Linked DNA regions of Homo sapiens: region 2 is linked to region 1. Evidence: chromatin loops called from intact Hi-C (ENCODE). Cell type or tissue: PC-3. All regions are shown on one strand. Links, peaks and the distances in the headings refer to the core of each region. The heading gives the core; the rest is flanking DNA.

Region 1 (11,289 bases), core at 2,280-10,279:
GACCCTACCATGAAGAAGGCTCTCACCAGATGCAGCTCCTCAACCCTGGACTCTTGGCCTCCATAACTGTAAGAAATACCTTCCTTTTCTTGTAAATTACCGACTTTCAGGTATTCTGTTATAAGCTACAGAAAATGGGCTAACACAGAGACTAAGGACTACTTATCCTTCAATATTCCTCCCACATCATCCTTGACAAAGTCTGCCTATGTGAGAAGCTATGCTACTCACATTTCTGAAACTAATTGGTAAATAAGACTATATGCTTGCCTCCAAAAACAGGACAAAGTAATTTTGACAACTACAACAAAATAATTTGAACTAGGAAACACATAAGGGAATCTTGCCATTCAAAGCAGTAAAACGAGGCCAGGTATGGTGGCTCATGCCTGTAATTCCAGCACTTTGGGAGGCTGAGGCGGGTGGATCACCTGAGGTCAGGAGTTTGAGACCAGCCTGGCCAACATGGCAAAACTCCATCTCTACTAGAAATACAAAAGTTAGCCAGGCATGGTGGCAGGTGTCTATAATCCCAGCTACTCAGGAGTCTGAGGCAAGAGAATCTCTTGAACCTGGGGGAGCAGAGGTTCCAGTAAGCCGAGATTGTGCCACTTCATTCCTGGCTGGGCAAAACAGTGAAACTCCATCTCAAAAATAAATAAATAAATAAAATCAGCAGTAAAAAGAGTTAGGGAAAGGAAGACTTCTCATTCCCGCAATTTTTTTCTCAAAAACTCGAACTTCTAGAAGGACCTGTTCATTTTTTCATTTTTCAAAGTCCTTTTCCATTGATGCCCTCATCTCCTTAGATAAAGCCAAACATGGAATTATTTTTAAGTCATAACTTTTAAAGAGAAATAAAATTTGAAGGGTAGTATACACAAAAATCCATCCTGCATTTCATAAATTATAAACCTGAGGCATAAGGAACTTAATGACTTGCTGAAGGTCGTATAGTGAATATATCAAAAAACCAGGGCCCTATCTTCTAGGAAGATTAGAGTCAGATAAGCGTTGACTCTAGGGACAAAACAATAATGAGGTAATGTTTATAAAGCACTTAGCTACAAACCTGGAATATAGTAAACACCTAATAAAGGTCATCATAATATGTTTCTGTCTTCAGCAATCTCTGGATGATAAGTATGATGAAGGAAATAGGTGGGGAAGGACGTGCTGAGTAATGAAGAACTGCTAATTTCATACAAGGGGAATCCTATTTAAATTCGTAGTAACCATACCTCCTGCCCCCTTGACATAGACTCCTTTTAGCCTGGCTCTTTGATTTAAGATAAATTTCAGCCTATTTCTTTTGCCTTCTCTACCTCTCTGAACACTAAATTTTGAGTGCCCATTAACATTAAAAATACCAGCCTGATACACATCAATTTGGATTGGAAAATAAAGAAAGCTTAAAAACAACAACCAAAAATACCAGCAGTGTACTCAATAAAGTGGGAAATGAATGACAGGACTACAAAAATTTACTTCAACAGACTTCAGAGAATGTAACTTAATTTTTGTCAAATGCAAAAGGCATATTTTCAAGCTTCAACAAGGAAACCTAAATATTCAAAATGCCTAAACTTTGTTGAAGATTCATTCAACAAATGCTCACAGATCTTTCATTTGTCTGGGTAGACCTCTTGATGGTAAAATCTATCCAAACTAGCTATGGTCCTTCTATGATTTGGATCTGGTTTGTATGACTCAGCCAAGTCTCAAGTTGAAATATGATCCCCAGTGTTGGAGGTAGGGCCTGGTGAGAGGTGTTTGGACCCTGGGGTAGATCTATTCATGGCCAAGGCTAAGGGGTGCCAGCATGTGCAGATCATATGGGCAACAGAGGAAACAAGAGAGGGGAGGGAGGTGCCCTGCTCTTTTTAACAACCAGTTCACATGCTGGTTCCCCTTCCCCTTCCGCCATGAGTGGAAGCAGCCTGAAACCCTTACCAGATGCACATGCTGGCTCCATGCTTCTTACACAGCTTGTAGAACGGTTAGCAAAATAAACCTCTATTCTTTATAAATTATGCAGCCTTAGGTATTCCTTTATAACAACACAAAAGGACTAAGACAGGTCCCTGCAACTGTATTTTCAAAGAAGCAATTCCACCAAACCTAAAATGGCTTGACTGTGTTCCCACCCAAATCTCATCTTGAATTGTAGTTCCCATAATTCCCAAATGTCGTCTTGAATTGTAGCTCCCATAATTCCCAAATGTCATGGGTGGGACCAGGTGGAGGTAACTGAATCATGAGGGCAGTTTCCCCCATGCTGTTTTCATGATAATGAGCAAGTCTCACAAGATCTGATGGTTTTATAAGCATCTGGCATTTCTCCTGCTGGCACTCATTTTCTCTCTATTCCCGCCCTGTGAAGGGGTGCCTTCACCGTAATTGTAAGTTCCCTGAGGCTCTCCAGCTATGTGGAACTGTGAGTAAATTAAACTCTTTTCTTTATAAACTACCCAGTCTCAGGTATTTATTCAAAACAGGGTGAGAACAGACTAATACAAAACCCTTCTGCCGGTGCCTCATTCCTCTATCTTATTCTCTTGAGTGTTTATCGAATGTGATCCTCCCTCCACAAAAAAATTAGAGTCAGAGTATCTAAATAACTTTCTCCGAAATCTTAAAGCATTTGACATTTATCAGCAAACTAATTTCACCTGTAGGATGAAACTAATAAAGTGCAGTACCTCCCCCCTCCCGGCCCCGCCCCTGCTTTCACCATGTGAACTGCCTGCCACCACTTCGCCTTCTGCCATGAATAAAAGTTTCTTGAGGCCTCCCCAGAAGCAGATGCTGGCACCATGCTTCCTGTACAGTCTGCAGAACCATAAGTCAATTAAGCCTGTTTTCTTATAAATTATCCAGTCCCAGTATTCCTTTAAAGCAATGCAAAAATGGCCTAATAAATGTCTTTTTTTTTTTTTTTTGAGATGGAGTCCCACTCTGTTGCCCAGACTGGAGTGCAATAGTGCTATCTCAGCTCACTGCAAGCTCCGCCTCCCAGGTTCATGCCATTCTCCTGCCTCAGCCTCCCGAGTGGCTGAGACTACAGGCGCCCACCACTGTGCCTGGCTAATTTTTTGTAATTTTAGTAGAGACGCGGTTTCACCGTGTTAGCCAGGATGGTCTCGATCTCCTGACCTCATGATCTGCCCACCTCAGCCTCCCAAAGTGCTGGGATTACAGAAAGTGTTTTTTAAAAAAAGAAATTCCTTCATTTTCCCAGATCCCAATTTCTTTGTCTATAAAATGATGGGATTATGTCAGTTGCTGGATTTTCAGCTTTAGAATTTTGTGAGGCAATGTCATTGATTTCATTTTCTAAATATGTCCGCTATCTTCTATGTTGCATTCTACCCTGACCCAGCCAATGCGATCTCTCTCGTAATAGAAACACCACTCACCAAGGTGGTCAGACAATAACCTAGAAGGCATCCTTCATGCCTTTCTCTCATAACCCACATTCAATCCATTTTAAGTACCGTGAGCCCTGATTTCAAAACATATGCTGAGTTTGTCTCTTTCTCACCATCTGCGCTGTTATAATTGCATTCCAAGCCACCTCACTCTCTCTTTTCTCCTAACTTCTTTTCCTGCTTCCACTTTTGCTCTTATAAGGTTTATTCTCTACACAGAAGCCAGAGTGATCCTTTTAAAACATAAATCAAATTCTTCCCTTTTCTACAACGAGCATGTGCAGGTTTCCTTCCATCTTAGAACACCTTGTGAAGTCCTTACCGTGGTCTGCAAGAGCCTACAAGGTTCCACCACTATGATAACATTCTCCCTTGGCTTACTGCCCTCCAGCCACACTGGCTCCCTGTTGTTCCCACTCAGGGCATTTGCACATGCTAACCCTCTGGCTGGAACACTCTCTTGGTACCTCCACTTGACCCCCTACCCTACTTCACAGGTCTCTGTTTCAATGTTCTCTCCTCAAAGAGAGTCATCTTGATCTCCTTATCTAAAATAACTGCCCCATCACTCTCCGTTGATTCCCTCATTCTTTAGTTTGCTTCCTGCCTCTTATTACCAATGTGTTAGATTGTTTCTCTACTGGTCGGTAATGAATCATGCATTCTCATATCCATGCCCCTAGCTTTGTGACTTTCTCTGGCCTGTGGGGCATTAGCAAACATGACACACACAGAAACTCAATAAGCACTTGCTCTTTGGTACTTGTTCCCATGGAACCCTAAGACCACCCAGAGACAAAACATGATGTGGTCAGAAGGGCCTGGCCACCCAGTGCGCCCAGCCAAGCCCAGCCAAGCCCAGCCACCAGCTGACCTTCCGGTTCAAAGGAGCCACAAGTGTGAGTCCAGGTGAGGGCAGCAAATGACCCACCCTCTTGCCCACAAAATAGTGGGAAATCATGAACAACTCTTGCTTTAAGATACTTAGTTTGAGGGGTTTTTTCAACAAACTAAAATATAACCAATGCAGCTCTCATGGCTTATTATGTTTTCTTATTGTTATATTATTATTCTTATTCCATTGAAATGTAAACTCCATGAGTAAAGGGGCTTGGTTTGTCATTATTGTTAATTCCACCACATAGAACAACTCATTGAGTATATATTCAATGGTGTTGAGGATACTCTTAATAAATATGTATCAACTTAATGACTGTATGGATGAATGAATGAGCAATTTCATAGTTTACAGACAAATATGCTACTTAGCCAAAGCAAACTTTCTCAGGACCATTCTGTATTTTTAGGTTATAAGAAGAGGCATAAAGGTGGCATTTCAGGTTGTTTCTCATAATTCACCCTGTTTGAAAATGGAAGTTTTCCTCCCAAAATCATTTGAAACCTGTAATTTAAACCTCCCAACCTCAGTCCTGATATTTGCACTACACTCTGCTGTCCATCAGTGACTCCTGTAGGAGAAGTCACTTCAAAGTGTGTGGCTGTCAATAGCTGGTTAACACCAAAGTGCAACAAGCACTTTGCCAGAAAACTCTTCACCATTCATCCTAAGTGATGGAGAAGTACCAGAGAGAATAGGAAAGGTATCTGACAAGATGAACCTAACCTGAACAAGTGCAGGGCAATTTGAAATGTCTTACAATGTTTCTGTTCCTTTACACAGTAGGTGCCCATGGCCCAAACCACTGCAGTGCCTACCCCATCTTTCTGTTAAATCTGAATCCCTGTGAGCTTGTGATGCATGAGCTGAATGTTTGGCTGACTACTTTATTGATTTTTAAATGTACCCATCGCTGAGCCTTCAGATCCATGTACAAAGAACGATACACCTTTTAAGTAACAGTTATTTTCTGGAGGGTATAATTATAGTTATAAAACTGCCATTCCTCCCACCATGTTAGAAAAAATGTCTCCCTGCTCACCAGCAGCCTCTGGCCCTGATGAATGAAGAAGGACCTGTACATGAGGAAGCTCAATAAATTCTATGGGTGACAGAGGAATGCAGAGCAAGAGGCCAGATCTAACATCCCGTCCCCTGCATGGTACACTGGCTCTGCTTCTTCCCAGTCAGACCAAGACTGGGAAACCAAATTGACAAATGAGGCACCAAAAAATAAAACCTTAAATGGAGCCACAAAGCCAGTTGAATATAAGCAGACATTAGACTGCAGAGATCAAGTTGTCTAGGGCCATTAGCCTTAGGGACAGCCTGGTGTCACAGAAGGCAGACAGACCTATGAACTGGGTGCTGGCCTGCTTGGGACTGTATCCCACTGGTTTCATAGCCTGGAGTCTCTTCAGCTGTCTGGAATGCAGTGTTTTTATCTGCAAAATGAGAAAATTGTACTAGATGAGCTCTAAGGCCCTTTTAGGCTTAGAATGTTATGGACCTAAATCAGCAATATCAAAAACATGCTGTTTTACCCTATCTCAAGAGGTGAGCCATGAAATCAGTATTTTTAGCAATTGCTAAGCGTAAATTAATAACCCTACAAAGCAAATTGTTTTTATAAAACTGCCTCCTTGATGTTGCATTATATTTGTCTCTAAAGCAAACAATATGAATTGATTTATTCTGCAAGTATGTATTGAATGCTACTGTTAGAGAAGCAGCAAGTTCATATGCCCACTGTGCAGTAAGAGACCAATACAATGAGACAGCAGGACTTGCAGCAGAGAAAGAGTTCAATGATCACAAGGCAGCAGAGTGAGGAGATGGGAGGAGCCCCTTCAAAACCATCTCCCCTAGGAATTCTGGGCTGGAGTTTTTAAGGGAGACATGGAGGGTGAGGGGCTGGAAAATTGGGGTTGTTCATTTTTCAGGGTAAGGGGGATGAAATCATCAGGATGTGGAAACTGTATTCTTTGGTGAATCACCTCCTGTGGGGTTCTTCAGACCAGCTGAGTCACTAGTAGTTTTATTGGTATGCAGGAACTGAGAGAATATCTCAAAGGGAAAACAATTCTTTGTAATGTTCAAGTTATCTGTAGATCAGTAAAGGGGAACTTTTATCTTGTAACAGGGTCTACATGATTCTGAGGCAACAGGCAGCAAACCACTATGAGGAAGCAGGCTGACCTCATGACTAATGCAGAGTGTGCTTCAAGCTTGGCTTATTTTTATTTCTCCCCCTTCCTTCTCCCCTGATTAACTCTACAGTTTATACACTTTATAGTTTTCATCAGGGGAGAAGGAAGGGGGATGGTTTCACTACTGTATGTTGGATTGTCTAGCACAGAGGACAAGATAGATGAGGACTCTGCCCCCAATACCCCATGGAAGGCTGTGGACATGTTATAAAGGATCTTCCATTCCAGGCCAAAGAGTCTGGATCTGAATCTATAGGGAATGAGTTCCTGAAGACTTTAAAGGAAGGAGTTACAGGTCACTGTGGTTCAAAGTGGGATTATTCTGGCAGCAGAGCTTCTGAAAGGGGAAGGAGCAGGAGTTAGAGAGGCCAACAAGAAGGCTGCTCTCATACTGTGAGTAAAAAATGATGGGGCCTCTCTGCTTCTGCTACTGACGTCTAACTGTTGTAACAAATAGACCCAACCATGTCATAGCTCAACACAAGAGGCATTGCTCTGGGCAGTCACTCAGGACTGTGGGGTAGCTGTCCTCTGGCATGTTCACTCAGAGACCCAGGCTCTGCCATGTGCAGTTCCACCTCCCACAGGGCCTTGTAACTGGCAACATTCAGCCAGTAGAAGATGAAATGGCAGGAAGAATGTGAATGGCAGGTTCCTAGGGGCCAAGCCTGCAAGGGGCATGTGCCATTTTATTTATCTTTCCATTGGCATGGCCAGGTAGATACCAGGGAGCCTTAGAAAACCATGTCCTCTCTCAAGTGCCCAGGATGACAAGGACAATGGATTGTGGATAACTTTTGGAAGTTTCTTCTATAAGACATGAGCAAAGAGAAACTGGCTGGAAGGATGAAGATGCGGGGATGAAATGAGGAGATCCTTTCTGCAGTATGATCACAGGATATGGTGACAATTTGGAAGGAAGCTAGAAAATGAAAGGGAGAGGCTTGGTGATGACCCAGAAGTTTCTAGCTTGGAAAATTGAAATGAAAAATATTGCAAATAAGATGTAATCTTTTTAGGAGGGCAATATGGTGTTATCCATCAAAATTTCAAATGGAGCATACCTTTCACACAAACATTCTACTTTAAGAACTTATCCTACGGAAAAATTAACACAATCTATATGCAAAGACATTCACTGAGTATTACTTGAATTAGCCAAAAAAAGGAAAATTATGTAAATGTCCACAAAGAGGATGAGTTAAAATAAATTATAGGCATATAAGTATGCAACTATTAAAAATAGCAAGATTAATCTATATGTATTGATATAAAAAGATGTCTGAATTGCACTGTCACATTTAAAAAGCAAGTTGCAGAATGACATATACAACTGTGTTTTGGGATAAAAATATATGTATGTATATTCATTGAAGAAAAACTCTAAGAATATACCAAAACCATTAGTGTTTATTTTGAGAGTGGTATATTGTTTAAATGTATTTTTTCTACAGACTGCCTGTTTACACTTGCATAATAAAAAACATATATAATTTTGGTTTTCAAAGTTATTATTATCATTTTATAGATTAGATAAAGCCATGCATGCATAGGCTTAAAGGAAGGAGCAGGAGGTGAGTTCCGGGTATGTATGTGTGCACGTGTGGATATGTGTGCTGTTGTTTTTGTTGTTCCTCCAAAGCACTTTGTAACATCAGCAGTTTTCTTATTTTAGAATAGAGAAAACAGAGGCTCAAAGAAACTAATGGCTTCCTGAAGATCACACACATCTGAAGGATCTTTACTCAGGCTTTATGTAAAAGATTGTCAAGCCCTTCTCTGCCGGGGCTCTATTCTACACAAGCCCCCAGCAGGCAGACATGAGTGGTGGCCTGATGGGCCCACAGGGGTGAGCAGAGAGAGCAGACAGACAAAGGCAATGAGCAAAATAACATGGGATATGCCTTTTATTGGAAGAACAAGTGAAATGCCAACTAAAATAACCCTTTTGTCTATTTTCACCTTGCCCAATTCCTCCTATTTCTCTTTCCTCTTCTTGCTCCTTCCCTCTTTTTGGATTCTGCCACTTTTCTTTTCTTTCCTCTCTCTACTAAAAAGAAAAAAAAACTGAGGTGAGGAGACAGGGGAGGAAAAAGGGAGATACAAATCTTTCCATTGTTTTCTGTATTGTCCAAATGTAGCCATAGGGCTTTTCGTTTGTTTGCATTGTATATGTTTTTATTTTAGTTTGTAATCATAGGCACTTGAAAGACACGGGCAGTGCAATTTGGGGTATTTGGTATTCTGCCTTCTACAGGGAAACAGTCCTATCCATAAACCTCTATTATTAACCTCTTGATCATAGGTACCATTGAAGAAATAAGTGGCAATTGTTGATTTGCTAAAATTATACTTTGATCTTAGCAATTAAGTTCTGTGTGTCTATCCTTTCTTAATCGATCTAGTCATCTTGGTCAAATGAGTTCCATGAAACAAATAACAAGGGCATACATTTAGTTTTAAATTCTTTGTGTTGTTTTTGATGAATCATAAATGAATGTATAGTAAAGATTATAAAAGAGATTTTATCTGTAAGGTATTTCATAGTGAACCTAACCATCACACATACTTGTATGAGCTCACAGAAGCCTATTTCCACATAATAAGACACTCCATAATCTACACTTGAAATCTGATGGTTAGCTTTACAGTCACTACATACAGAGAGACAGAGAAAGAGAGAGAGAGAAACTTGGCTTGGCAAATATCACTAATAGCCAATACTGTTGCAACTTCATCTCTATTGCTTTACTCTTAAAAATGATAAGCAGAAGAGGGGTTCTTGCATTTAATGTAACAATGCAATTGTTATTGTACAGATAATCCTAAAATGCAGATGGTGATATCTAAATAAAGTTAGTAACAGTTACTGAAAATAGTTTGTTATATTCTTTTTTAATAAATGAAAATAATAAGCTTCACCATGCAGATTTGCTTTGAATATAACAATTCAGACAACTTCAAAGTTATTGCAGTGTATTCAGATGACAACAAAAGGTGTAATATTTTTATTTGTAATAAAAATTCACATAAGACGCTTTTCAAAAAATACAATTGTGTGTGAATGTCTTAAATTGTTATCATTTCTAGAAATCTTCTTCAGCTTTCTCTGCTCTCAAGAAAACCAAATAAATTAGATGAGACTGAGCATTAATTGGTTGCCAAGATTCATTTTTGTCAAAATCATTTTGGAGTTGTAGATGTTCATAAGAAGACTAATTGCAAAGTGGTTTAAATTATTTTTATTACAATTTAATTGTTCCAAACAATTTTCCCTTAGGATTATTTTTTCGAAGTCATTTGTTTCACTTTATCAAATGACCTTTTAAGAAGTTCTATAATCTGCATACGTTGTCAAGACAAAATAGAAAATATGCAGATACACCGGCACTGCCAGTTTCTTTTCTTCTCTTCTTTCTTCTCTCTTCTCTCTTTCTTTCTGAAAGCCATGTATCTTCTTATTAAAATAATTCAAACAAGAAAGACACATATAAGTAAAAATCAAAAAGCCCTGCCTAAATTTAATCAGCCTAATTTAGCTTTTGTGAAAAGTGAAAATATTTTAAAATAGTATACTCAATATTTGATATGAAAAAGAATATGAAAACATTCAAACAGATGCTGTTTATAATATTGTATTAGTCCATTCTCACATCACTGTAAAGAAATACCCGAGATGGGGTAATTTATAAAGAAAAGAGGTTTAATTAGCTCATGGTTCTGCAGACTGTGCAAGAAGCACAGCAGCTTCTGCTTTTGGGGAGGCCTCAGGAAGCTTACAATCATGGCGGATGGTGAAGGGGAAGCAGGCATGTCTTACGTGGCTGGAGCAGGAAGCCTAGAGAAAAGGGAGGTGCTACACACATTTAAACAACCAGGTCACATGAAAACTCACTCATTATCATGAGAAGAGCACTGAGGGGATGGTGCTGACCCATTCATAATTAACCAGCACCATGATCCAATCACCCCCCACCAGGCCCCACCTCCAAAATTGGGGATTACAATTCAACATGAGATTTGGTAGGGACACAGATCCAAACCATATCAAATATTAATATATCATCTAGAATATATAATAAAAATATAATACGAATATATCTATATCTTTGTTTCTTTTTCACAAATCTGAATTTTCAATTAAGTGTTGCATTTTGTCTTTAAAGTTTTTTGTATGGGAATCTTTGAAAACCCTAAAAGTTGTTTCTTTCCAGGAGTACAATCTTGTACATTTTCCTTTCTGTGTGCTGACCGATACCAAAGTGTGTCAGTCATCAAAATACATACAGATACATACAACCTAGTATATTTGCATTTGCCTAATATGAAAGTTACATTATTTGACATCTGAGTCCACAAGATAGAGAGGAAGCTTGGAGACTGACAGTCTGACTGATGGTCCCCTTTCTATTCATACATTGAGCAAGTTTCCATGGGGTCGATATGAAGATTTGGACTGTCTGCCCTTCCAGTCTTGCGACGACACAAGAAAAGTAATAAAGGTGGAAAACAGAATGGGATTCATCTACAAATGATCAAACAAACACAACATTATTTAACGGCTAAAAGCTGGGTGTATTTAATATGTAATTTACTCTCAATAATAATGTCAGTCTCATCTATATGTACTTATCTATATGATGGTACTTGGAGATGGGGCATTTGGGAGGTAATCAGGTCACAGGGTGCAGGCTGCATGATGGGATTAGTGACCTTATAAGAAGAGATAAGAAAGAGCTTGCTTTCTCTC
Region 2 (11,289 bases), core at 1,103-9,102, 240 kb before region 1:
GGAGCAGCTTCTCTTTACAGCAGAAGACACCAGGCTTCCCTTCTGAGAATTCCTGTTGTCTGTGACCTTCTTAAAAAGATGGCGCTCATTGGCCCATGCTTCATAGACCTGAGCCTTGAGAGATGGAGTAGTCCTCATCCTTCTGGAGGCCCAATGCCACTTCCAAATCTATACCAGTCCTTGCTCCTGCTCTTTGGAAGGTCATGCCCCATTTTGGCCAACATTCACTTGCTCTCTCTATTGCTGTCACTCACCCATACCCTGGTCAGGGTCTCTCATTCATACACTTGGAAATCAGCTTCATTGTCCTCATTGACACCTCTAATCCTGTTGACATTTTTTCTGATTTCTTTGAGTTGCAAGTTCAGCCTCTGGACTTTGCTGTTCTTTGACTGACTTCCCCAGCATCGATGGCTTTTCACTAGCTCTTCACTTCAGCCCTCTACTCAGGTGGCTGCTACGTTCACCTTGCCATCACTTAGAACTCTTCCACCTCTGAAAGCTTAACTTTCACATCTTACTCTCTGGCCACACATTTCCCCCTTTCATCTCATCACTGTTCTTTGACCTCATCCAAATATCTCTGACTGCTCTAATTTATTCCATCCTATCACTGTATCCTAACTTTACATCCTTACAGCCTAGACTTCATCATCTATTGCTTTATCGGCTCATTTGCCAAACTCCTCAGTTCCTTTGATCTGTTGTCCTTCTGTTACACGTGCCCCGTAAAAACCTAACTCCAGATCAGCTGTTTGATTTCTGTGTTTTCTTACATTGCAAGCATCTCTGACTGGTGAGACTGAGATTGGACTCAAAGTTGCTCTGTAATTATTTTGTATTTGTCTTTTTTATTCCCCACAGAGGTTAACTTCAAACATCATTTATTCTCAAATCTTCTAACCCTGCATGCTTTCTAATGTGTTTAGCAGGGAACTAAATTTCTATTTATAAATGAAGTCCATTCTATAGAAACCACCTCCATTGTAATCCCAGCACTTTGGGAGGCCGAGGCGGGCGGATCACCTGAGATCAGGAGTTCAAGACCAGCCTGACCAACATGATGAAACCCCGTCTCTACTAAAAAAATACAAAATAGCTGGGCATGGTGGCGCATGCCTATAATCCCAGCTACTCAGGAGGCTGAGGCAGGAGAATTGCTTGAACCTGGTAGGTGGAGGTTGCAGTGAGCTGAGAGCGCACCACTGCACTCCAGCCTGGGTGACAGAGAGAGACTTTGACTCAAAAAAAAAAAAAAAAGAAAGAAAGAAACCACCTTCATTGTCTGCTCCCTAAAACAGCTACACAGGCATTCATTCTTGCTTCCTGATTAAATAGAAGACAAGAATTTCGGGACTCACTCTGAATTCTTTCTTGCGTGAGGTCCAAGAACCCTCTCTTGGGGTCCGGACTGGGGCCTCTTTCCTGTAACATATTCACTGAAAGAGTTTTTCACTCACATTGTGTTCACTTAATCAATCACCTCCCACTCGCTCCTTAATCCATGGCCTGCTAGCTGCTGTACCCATCTTTGCACCTAACCACCTCTCTAACCTTGTCTACCTGTCACGAAATCCAATGCAAGCTTTCTTCTTTATCTTATATCCTCTCTGTAACAACTGACATTGTAGAGCACTCCCAGCTAGTCAACACTTAAACTTAGCTTCCGTTACACTGCACTCTGTTGGTTTTCTTCCTACCCCTTTGCCTGTTGTTTGTTGATCTAAACTTCATCTCTGTTTCTTTAACTTTAGAGGTTCTTGAGATTCTCTCTTGGGCACTCTTCTCTTCTTACTTTTTGCATCCTTACTGAGAAGTCTCAATAATTACCATGGCTTCAAATTGTTGAAGAGCTATAGAAACAACATGGATAAATTTGAATTCCAGACAGGGGATGCCATTCAGAGGTGAATAATCATCCCCTGTGGTTTCATCACTGGGAACATTTTCAGACTCTGGGCCTGAACTGAGGGTTATATTGAGTAACTAACTCAGAGGCATGCTACTAAAGGAAAGTGAAACTAACAAGGCTTTCAATGATTGTGAAAGGCTGAAATGACATGTCGGAGTCTTAAGGAGACCCAAAAGTGCGGCCTGTTTTTCTCATAGAATATTTATTGAACTTTGGGATGGCGTGTGTGTGGTGAATTAAAGATGGTCATAAATTCTTTCACATTTCTTCTATTGAGAGTTGGGATTTATGTCCCTCACCCTTGAATCTAGGCAGGCTCAGTGACTGCTTTGACAAATAAAATACTACAGAAGTGATGCTGAAACAAATTCTAAGCCTAGGCTTTAAAAGATTGGCATCTTCCATTTCCTGCCTCTTAGAACCCAAAAGTCATGCTGTGAGAATATCCAAACAGCTACATGGACCTGCCCATGTGGAGAGGAAACTTAGCCAATAACTTCAGCTAAGCTCCCAGCCAACAGCCAGTACCAACTTGCCAGACATGTGAGTAAGCCATCATAGAACTGGATTCTTACCACTCCAGCCAAAGCTCCACAGCAAAGAAGTGAAGCATCCACATCAAACCTTTCCCAAATTGCAGATTCGTGATCAAAATAAATGGCTATTATTGCTTTAAGCAACTGAGTTTCAGGGTGGTTTGTTAGACAGCACTAGATAACTGAAAAGCATAGAAGACTTTAAAAATGTCAAATTCTTCTCAAAGGCTCAGTAAAATCTTCCATAATCTTAGGAGGCTCAGGAAAAAGAGTTCTACCAGAGGGAGTTAGCCTGATTCAAACATCCAACTTGCCTCCACTTCAAGAAATTTCCTAGATTTCAGAGCTGGTGGGGAGAGTTGAAGAGGTGGGTTATTGCAGGGGGTAGCAAGAGGCAAAAGAGCTAAGTCCAAAACTTCTGAAGTACAGAATTGAATTCCCTGCAGTGTCCCAAGGATGAGAAGACAAAAATCCATCAGGCAATTGAGAAAAATGCCCAGAAGGGCCACTCACCCTATCCCCCAAAATAAGGGTTGTACAAAGGATGAAGTTTGTCATACCAAGACTCCTAACAAGTCTTGTTTTGGCTCAATCTATGAATCGGTTGAGGTGATTAGACAATTGCCTTACCTACCTAACAGGAAAGCAAGAGAAAATTGTTACTGGTGAAAAATATCATCTGGACATTTTATGACTTTTTTTTGGACACTGTCTAGCATATTATCAAAACTTACCAGACTACTGAATATGCAAGAATATGCAATCTATATTCAGGCAAAAATATAAAGCAATAGAAGCAGACCCACAGAAAATAAGACATGGGCATAGAGACAAGAGCTTCAAAGTCATTTTGGTTATTATGTTAAAGAGAACATAGGAAAGATGTGCAAAAATGGGTAAAAATAAAGTATTTCAACAGAGAACTGTAATCCATAAAAGAGAATCAGATGAATGGTCTAGAGATATTAAACACAGTGTTCAAAATTAACATATCATTTATGGCCTTAAAATCAGACCAGAAACATTTAAAGGCAAAATTAATGAACTCAAAGATAGATCAATAAGAAATAAAGTGAAGCACAGAGAAAAAGGAAAAAGAATGAAGAAAACAGATAAAGTATAAAATAAAATGAAAGACAGACAAAGATCTAACATGTCTGAATGGAATTCCAGGAGGAGATAGAGAACAGGTTCAAAAAATATTTGAAGTGATAATTGCTGAGATTGTCTAGGATGATTAAAGACACAAACCAACAGAGTCACAAAACTCAGTGGGCCCTTGATAGAATAAATACAAAGAAACCACCCCTGGGCACATCACACTAAAACTTCTAAATACAAAAAAAAAAAACAAAACCAACAAAAAAAACAAACAAAAAATCTTTAGAGATTAGCCTGAGAAAGAAGAAATATTATTTTCAAAGTAGGAGCTTAAAATAAGACTGATGGTTGACTTCAACAGAAACTGTAAAAGCCAGAAGACAATAGAATGGCACATTGAAAGTGCTGAAAGTAAACAAAACAAACAAACAAACCAAAAACACAGTTAAAATTCTATGAGAAAATGAGATAAAATAAAGATCAAAATTGAAGGCAAAAACAAAGGCATATTCAGACAATCAAAGGCTGAGAACCTTTTTCTCCAGACGACTAAAACTATAAGGAACATTTTCAAAAGATCTTTGAGCTGAAGGAAAATAATTTAAGATAGAAGCACAGAACTGGAAGAAGAATGAAAAACACTAGAAACTGTGAATATGGGAGTAAATAGCAAATAATATTGATGGTTTATAAGAAAATTAAGAATATCTTGTTGGTTAATGACAAGTAAAGTAAATGGAGATGAATTGTACAATTCTTGCATTATTTGAGACATAACACAAATATTAATTTTTAATAAGGTGGATTGTAATTAGTTAAGGCTGCAGATTATACAATAATATTACACTAAATAATTAAAAAGAAAGGGGAAAACTTTAAAAATATATTTGATTAACCTAAAAGAATGAACAAAAGAATGAATAAAAGAATTAAAACAGAGGGTACAAATTGTGGAGAAATACAATTGATTCATCCCCAGAAAATTCACACTTAAGCCATTAAATCAAACCCTTCGATTAAACCATTGAATACCTGTCAAATGAACTTGGTGGTCTACTCAGTTGTACCCACAGGGTGAAAACTGGTAGATGCTCATTTGAATTTACTGGGTGAGGACCAGGAAATATGAACTGCACTGACTTTAGCTGCACCTCAATAAGCTGCATGCACAGCACCCTACCCTGCCTAGTTGGATCTCCCAAGACTGCCTGAAATAGACCTCCTCTAGCATCTTTTAAAAATCCCACTCTGAGGGTCTTTTTCTAGAAATATTTGTCCCCCAGACTGTATGCTCTCTCTGTCTTTCCCTCAATCAGTCTTCAGAGACCTCTGTTGCTGCTGGACTCCATTCTTTTCTCAAGGAAACACCTTTGCTTTGCATAGACCTAAGTAAATAATAGACATTTAGATTACCATGACTGCTCTCTTTGGTATGGTATGTATTGACATTTAACACCTTAAAAGGGGGAGGGAGGAGCACACCCAGCATGCAGTCAGAGTGATATCACAACACAAACTCTTTTTAAAAAGGTAAACTGAAGTCCAACTATATCAGTAATTATATTAAAGATTGCCAAACAGAATAAGAAAAGCAACTATGTGCTCTTTGTAACACAACACTTTACAGACAGTCCCTCTACTTCCACTGGTTTGCTTTACGACTTTTTGACTTCAGGATGGTGCAAAAGTGAGGTACATTTGGTAGAAACCTTACTTCAATTTAGAATTTCAATTTTTTTCTGGGCTAGCAGTAGGTGATAAGATGCTCTCTTGCGATGCTGGGCAGGTAGCAAGCCACAGCTCCCAGTTAGCCGTGCAATCACAAAGGGTAAATAATGAATACTTTACAGTGTACTGTGTTTCCAGGATTTTTTTTTGATATTGTGTTTTATATTTTTGCATCCCTTTGTTACAAGAAAGAGGTCCCGATCCAGACTGCAAGAGAGGGTTCTTGGATCTCATGGAAGAAAGAATTCAGAGCGAGTCTATAGAGTAAAGTGAAAGCAAGTTTATTAAGAAAGTAAAGGAATAAAAGAATGGCTACTCCATAGACAGAGCAGTGCTGAGGGCTGCTGGTTGCCCATTTTTATGGTTATTTCTTGATAACAGGCTATACAAGGCTTGGATTTTTTTATGCCTCCCCTTTTTAGACCATAACTTCCTGATATTGCCATGTGATTTGTAAACACTTGTGGCACTGGTGGAAGTGTAGCAGTGAGCCTGACCAGAGGTCACTCTCGTGGCCATCTTGGTTTTGATGGGTTTTAGCCAGCTTCTTTACTGCAAACTGTTTTATCAGCAAGGTCTTTATGACCTGTATCTTGTGCTGACCTCCTGTCTTATCCTGTGACTTACAATGCCTTAACTGTCTGGAATTGCAGTCCAGTAGGTCTCAGCCTTATTTTACCCAGCTCCTATTTAAGATGGAGTTGCTCTGGTTCACATACCTCTGACACCTTCATGTCTACAAAATGCCCATCTGTGTATAGTATTCACCACAGTAGGCTGTGTGTTACACAATTTTGCCCCATTTTACATTTACCTACTCTAGACCAAAGTAAGTGTTTGGAGCCCATCTAAGATAGGCTAAGTTAAACTATGATGTTTGTTAGGTTAGATGTACTCATTGCATTTTCAACATGGAATATTTTCAACCTATGATGAATTTATTGAGAGGTAACCCCATTGTAAGTTGAAGGGCATGTATAAATATAAAGACATAGAAAGGTTAAAAGTAAAAAAAGATGGGTAAAAAATATACTGTACTGATATCAACCAAAAGAACCTATACCTATATTCATATCAGAACCTTGTACCTATACTCATATCGATAAGGCATAAGACAAGATATTTTATTTGAGGTACTGATTAAAAGATAATTCAAGAGGAAAATAGAACAATTCTTTTCTCCCCAAAAACAAAATTCCAAAACATATAAAGCTAATAGTGATAGAATTATTTTTTAAGTAGACCAATTCTCAATCATGGTGTTGAAGATTTTAACACTCTATTTTTTTTTCTGTAACTGATCAAACAAGCAGAGATCATATGCTTGGCCACAAAGAAAGCTCTTTGAAATATCTCAGAATTGATATCATACAGATTATATGTCTTAGACCTCAGAAAAAATGAATTAAAAATAAATAAGAGATATGGTAAAGATCATCAAATGTTTAGAAAATAAGTAAAACATTTCTAAATAACTCATGGGCAATGAAGAAATCATGATGGAAATTAGAGAGTATTTTGAACTGAATGCTAATGAGCTAATAAAACATGAAAACTTGCAGGATGCAGCTAAAGAGGTGCTCAGAGAAGATTTTTGAGTTCTAAATTCACTTGTTGGAAATAAAGAAAGCTTAAAAATCTAAACTTCTATACCAACAAGCTAGAAAAAGACTCGTGTATTATACCCAAAGAAAATAGATATGAGTAGAAGCCTTAAAAATAGTTCTTTGAAAACATTAATAAAATAACAAATTGCTAGTAAGGCCAATTTAGAAGATGGCTGGAAAACCCCACAAATTAGTAATATTAAGACAGAAAAGAGGGACAAAAATACATTTTCTAGAGACATTAGGAATAATATAGGGATATTATGAATAATTTTATGACAAAGCTTTAAAAAATTAGGTAGAACACACTATTCCTAAGAAAATGCATCAAAAGTGACAGAAGAAGAAATGTAAAAAAACAGAATAGTCTCATATCGAGTCTGTAATTAAAAACCTTCACACAAAGAAAACTCCAGGTCAGGTTGTTTCACTGATAAAATTTTACAAATATTTAGAAAAGAAGCCATACCAAATTTAAACAAACATATCCAGAGAATAGAAAAAAAAAACCGAATACTGCTGATATGGTTTAGAGCTGTGTCTCTATCCAAACCTCATGTAGAATTGTAATCCCCACATGTCAGGGGAGGGAACTGTTGGGAGGTGATTGGATCATGGAGGTAGATTTCCCGCAAGCTATTCTCACGGTAGCGAGCAAGTTTTCACAAGATCTCATGGTTTAAAAGTGTAGCACTTCCCTTGGTCTCCCTCTCTCTCCTTCTCTACCATGGTAAGATGTGCTTGCTTCCCCTTCCCCTTCCACCGTGATTATAAGTTTCCTCAGGCCTCCTAGCCATGCTTCCTGTTAAGCCTGCAGAATTGTGAGTCAAGTAAACCTCTTTTCTTCATAAATTACTCAGTCTAAGGTACTTCTTTATGACAGTATGAAAACAGACTAATACAACTACCAAACATTTATATTAGGTCAGCATAGCCTCGATATTAAAACCTAACAAGACGCAAAAAACAAAGAGAGAATGAGAGAAGGAAAGAAGGAAGGAAGGAAGGAAGGAAGGAAGAAGGGAGGGAGGAAGGGAGGTAGGGAGGGAGGGAGGGAGATTATAGGCCAATATCCCTCATGACCATAGATGCAAAAATCTTAAACAAAAACATAGTAAATAGAATAAATCAATATACAATATATATTTTAGAATTTTAGTCAATTTGCTATTAGAAATCAAACAACATTGTTTACTACATTAATGGTAAGGATGTCTACTATCATCATTTCAATTCAACATTGCACTAGATATTCTAGTGAGTCCGGAGGGCAGAAAAATAGACACAAAATTTAAAGATTATAAAGAAAGAAGTAAATTATCTTTTATAAAGATGACATGTTTTGTGCATGTAAAAAATCCAAAAGGATCCTTATTCCACTTAAAGACTGAATTTATTATATCCCTGGATATAATGTCAATATGTAAAAATCTGTTTTATTGCTATATATTAACAATGAACCATTTGAAATGGAAAGTAAATGATAGCACTTAAAATAGCACTAACAAACCCCATCAAATAACCAGAAATAAATTCTCCCAAAAAAGATACAAAGCGTCTACACTTTTTAGTTTTTACTACAAAACATTGCTGAGAGACGTTAAAGACCTAAATAGAGAGGTTTACCATCTTTACAAATTGGAAGACTCAGTGTTTTAAAGATGTTATTTCTTCCCAGTTTGATCTAAAGATTCAATGATATCCAAATCAAAGCCCTAGGAAGCTTTTTAATTTTAGTAATTGGCAAGATATTCTAAACTTTATCTGGAAATGCAAAGCACTTAGAATAGCCATGAGAGTCTTGAAGAAAAACAAAGTTGGAGGATTTACACCAGCAAGTTTATGAATTACTACAAAGCTATAGTAATTAAGATATAGTATGATCCAGGGGTGGTGGCTCATCCCTATAATCCCAACATTCTCGGAAATTGAGGTGGGAGGGTTGCTTGAGCCCAGGAATTTGAGACCAGCCTGGGCAACATTGTGAGAACTCGTCTCCACAAAAAATATAAAAAAATTAATTGAATGTGGTGGCACATGCCTGTTGTCCTAGCTAACTCAGGAGGCTGAGGTGGGAGGATTGCTTGAGCCCAGGAGTTTGAGGCTGCCGTGAGCCATGACCATGCCACTGCATTCCAGTCTGGGTGATACAGTGAGACCCTGTCTAAACAAACAAACAAAAAAACACACATGGTATGGACCAAAGGTATATAAATACATCAGTGGAAGGAGGCCCAGAAACATACCACTTTTTATATGGTCACCTGATTAATTTAACACTGCTACAATTCTCTAAATGGAAGAATGGTCTTTTCCAGTAAGCAGTGATAGGTCCATTGGATAGCTGTCCAGGAGAAAAAAATGAAATCTGACCTCTACCCATAACATACACCAAAACAAATTAGAGGTGGATTTATAGACTTATATATAAATGATTAAATAATGAATCTTCTGGAAGAAAACATGAGAGAATATCTTCTTTTTAGAAAAATCACCTTATTGAAATATGATTGACAGGTTGAAAGTTATACTTGTTTAATGTATACGACTTGACAAGTTTGGAGATAAGTATACACTCCTGAAACCATAACCACCATAAAGTTCATAAATATATTCATCAATCCATTAACTCCTGAAGTTCCTGCCCACTCCCTTTATTATTATTTTATGTGTGTGTGTGTGTGTATGTGTGTGGTATGAACACTTAACGTAACATCTACCCTTTCAGTAAAATGTAAGTACAAAATACAGTATTGTTAGTTACAGGCACTATACTGCATAGTAGATCTGTAGAACTTATTTATCCTGTATAACATTGTACCCTTTGGCCATAACCTCCCGATTTCTCCTTCCCCACCCTCCTGGTAGCCAGCATTCGCTCTCTGCTTCTAAAAGTTTGACTATTTTAGATTCCACATATAAATGAATAAATGAGATCATACAGAATTTGTCTTTCTGTGTCTGGCTTATTTCACTTAGCAAATTGTTCCCTAGGTCCATCAATGTTGTTAAAAATGACAAGATTTCCTTCTTTTCAAAGGTTAAATAGTGTGCCATGCATATATACATCATACTTTCTTTATTCATTTGCATGTTAGTGGACATCTAGGTTGTTTCCAAATCTTTGCTGTTATGAATAACGCTGCAGTGAACATGGTGGTGCAGCTATGACTTCAAGATACTGATTTCAATTCTTTTAGATAAATATCTAGAAGTGGGATTGCTGGATCACATGGTGGTTCTACTTTCAATTTTTTTAGGAACCTTTATGGTATTCCTTAATGAGTGTAACAATTTACATTCCCACCAACAGTGTACCAAGGTTCCTTTTCCCCATATTCTCCCAAACACTTGTTATATTTTGCTTTTTCAATAATTAGGACCCTAACAGGTATGAGGTGATAGCTCATTGTGATTTTGATTTATGTATAATAATTCGTGATGTTGAGCACTTTTTCAGTTACCTGTGGGCCATTTGTATGTCTTTTCTTGAGAAATATCTATTCCACTCTTTGCCCATTTTAAAAATATGATGATGATGATGATGATTATTGCTATTGACTAGCAGGAGTTCCCTGTATACTTTGGATTTTTTTTTTTTTTTTTTTTTTTTTTTTTTTTTTTGAGACAGAGCCTCACTCTGTCACCCAGGCTAGTGGCACCGTCTTGGTTAACTGTAACCTCCACCTCCCGGGTTCAAGCAATTCTCCTAGCTCAGCCTCCCAAGTAGCTGGGATTACAGGCACACAACACCACGCCCAGCTAATTTTTGTATTTTTAGTACAGACAGGGTTTCATCATGTTCACCAGGCTGGTCTCAAACTCCTGACCTCAGGTGATCCGCCCTCCTCGGCCTCCCAAAGTGCTGGAATTACAGGCATGAGCCACCCCACCCAGCCTATACTTCGGATATTAACCCCTTATTAGATGTGAGGTTTGCAAACATTTTCTCCCATTCTATAGGCTTCCGTTTAACTTTGTTGCTTGTTCCCTTTGGTATGCAGAAGCTTTTTAGTATCACTTGATCTGCTTCTGGAATTAGTTAATATATTAATTATTAGGATTGAAATCCTGTTACTTTTTACAGATCATGCTTATGCCTTTTAATTTCATTAATCAGAGAATATTTTTCAGATATTACCTTAGAAGTGAGGGTGTGTGTGTCCTGTTAAATTCGGTATAATTTAATTCCTTTGTGTAAGCAGTCTTTCTTTTTTAAAATAGTAGTATAAGCATATTATGTCTTTATTTTAAGCAGTCTTTCTTGGTTTTATTAGTACTAAAAGTATATTATGTATTTATTGTAAAGTCTTTTTTAACCAGATCATTCATATAATTTGGTTGAAAAAATATATTTTACAGTACTCTTGGAAATTAACAGAGCTGTTGGATGTTGGAATGCTTG

The links. A loop is a pair of places that touch in the nucleus more often than their neighbours do. Peaks named below come from ENCODE experiments on the same cell type or tissue, not always from the same donor. Only the 100,000 strongest peaks of a DNase experiment are listed, where the experiment ranks them.
Region 2: it touches region 1 in a loop (6-fold over the local background); 1 of 110 quality-filtered maps calls a loop at or near these places.

Annotation. Positions count from the first base shown.
Region 1 is chr10:33,361,177-33,372,465 of GRCh38, reverse strand. No RefSeq gene overlaps it. Among named protein-coding and RNA genes, the nearest start is that of NRP1, 32 kb to the right of the region's middle. In PC-3, for the core only: no CTCF peak of the experiment used is centred there; DNase peaks (open chromatin) are centred at 6,375 and 9,145; H3K4me3 peaks cover 4,251 bases; H3K27ac peaks cover 5,455 bases.
Region 2 is chr10:33,603,446-33,614,734 of GRCh38, reverse strand. No RefSeq gene overlaps it. Among named protein-coding and RNA genes, the nearest start is that of LINC02628, 8.1 kb to the right of the region's middle. In PC-3, for the core only: no CTCF peak of the experiment used is centred there; a DNase peak (open chromatin) is centred at 5,004; H3K4me3 peaks cover 784 bases; H3K27ac peaks cover 1,151 bases.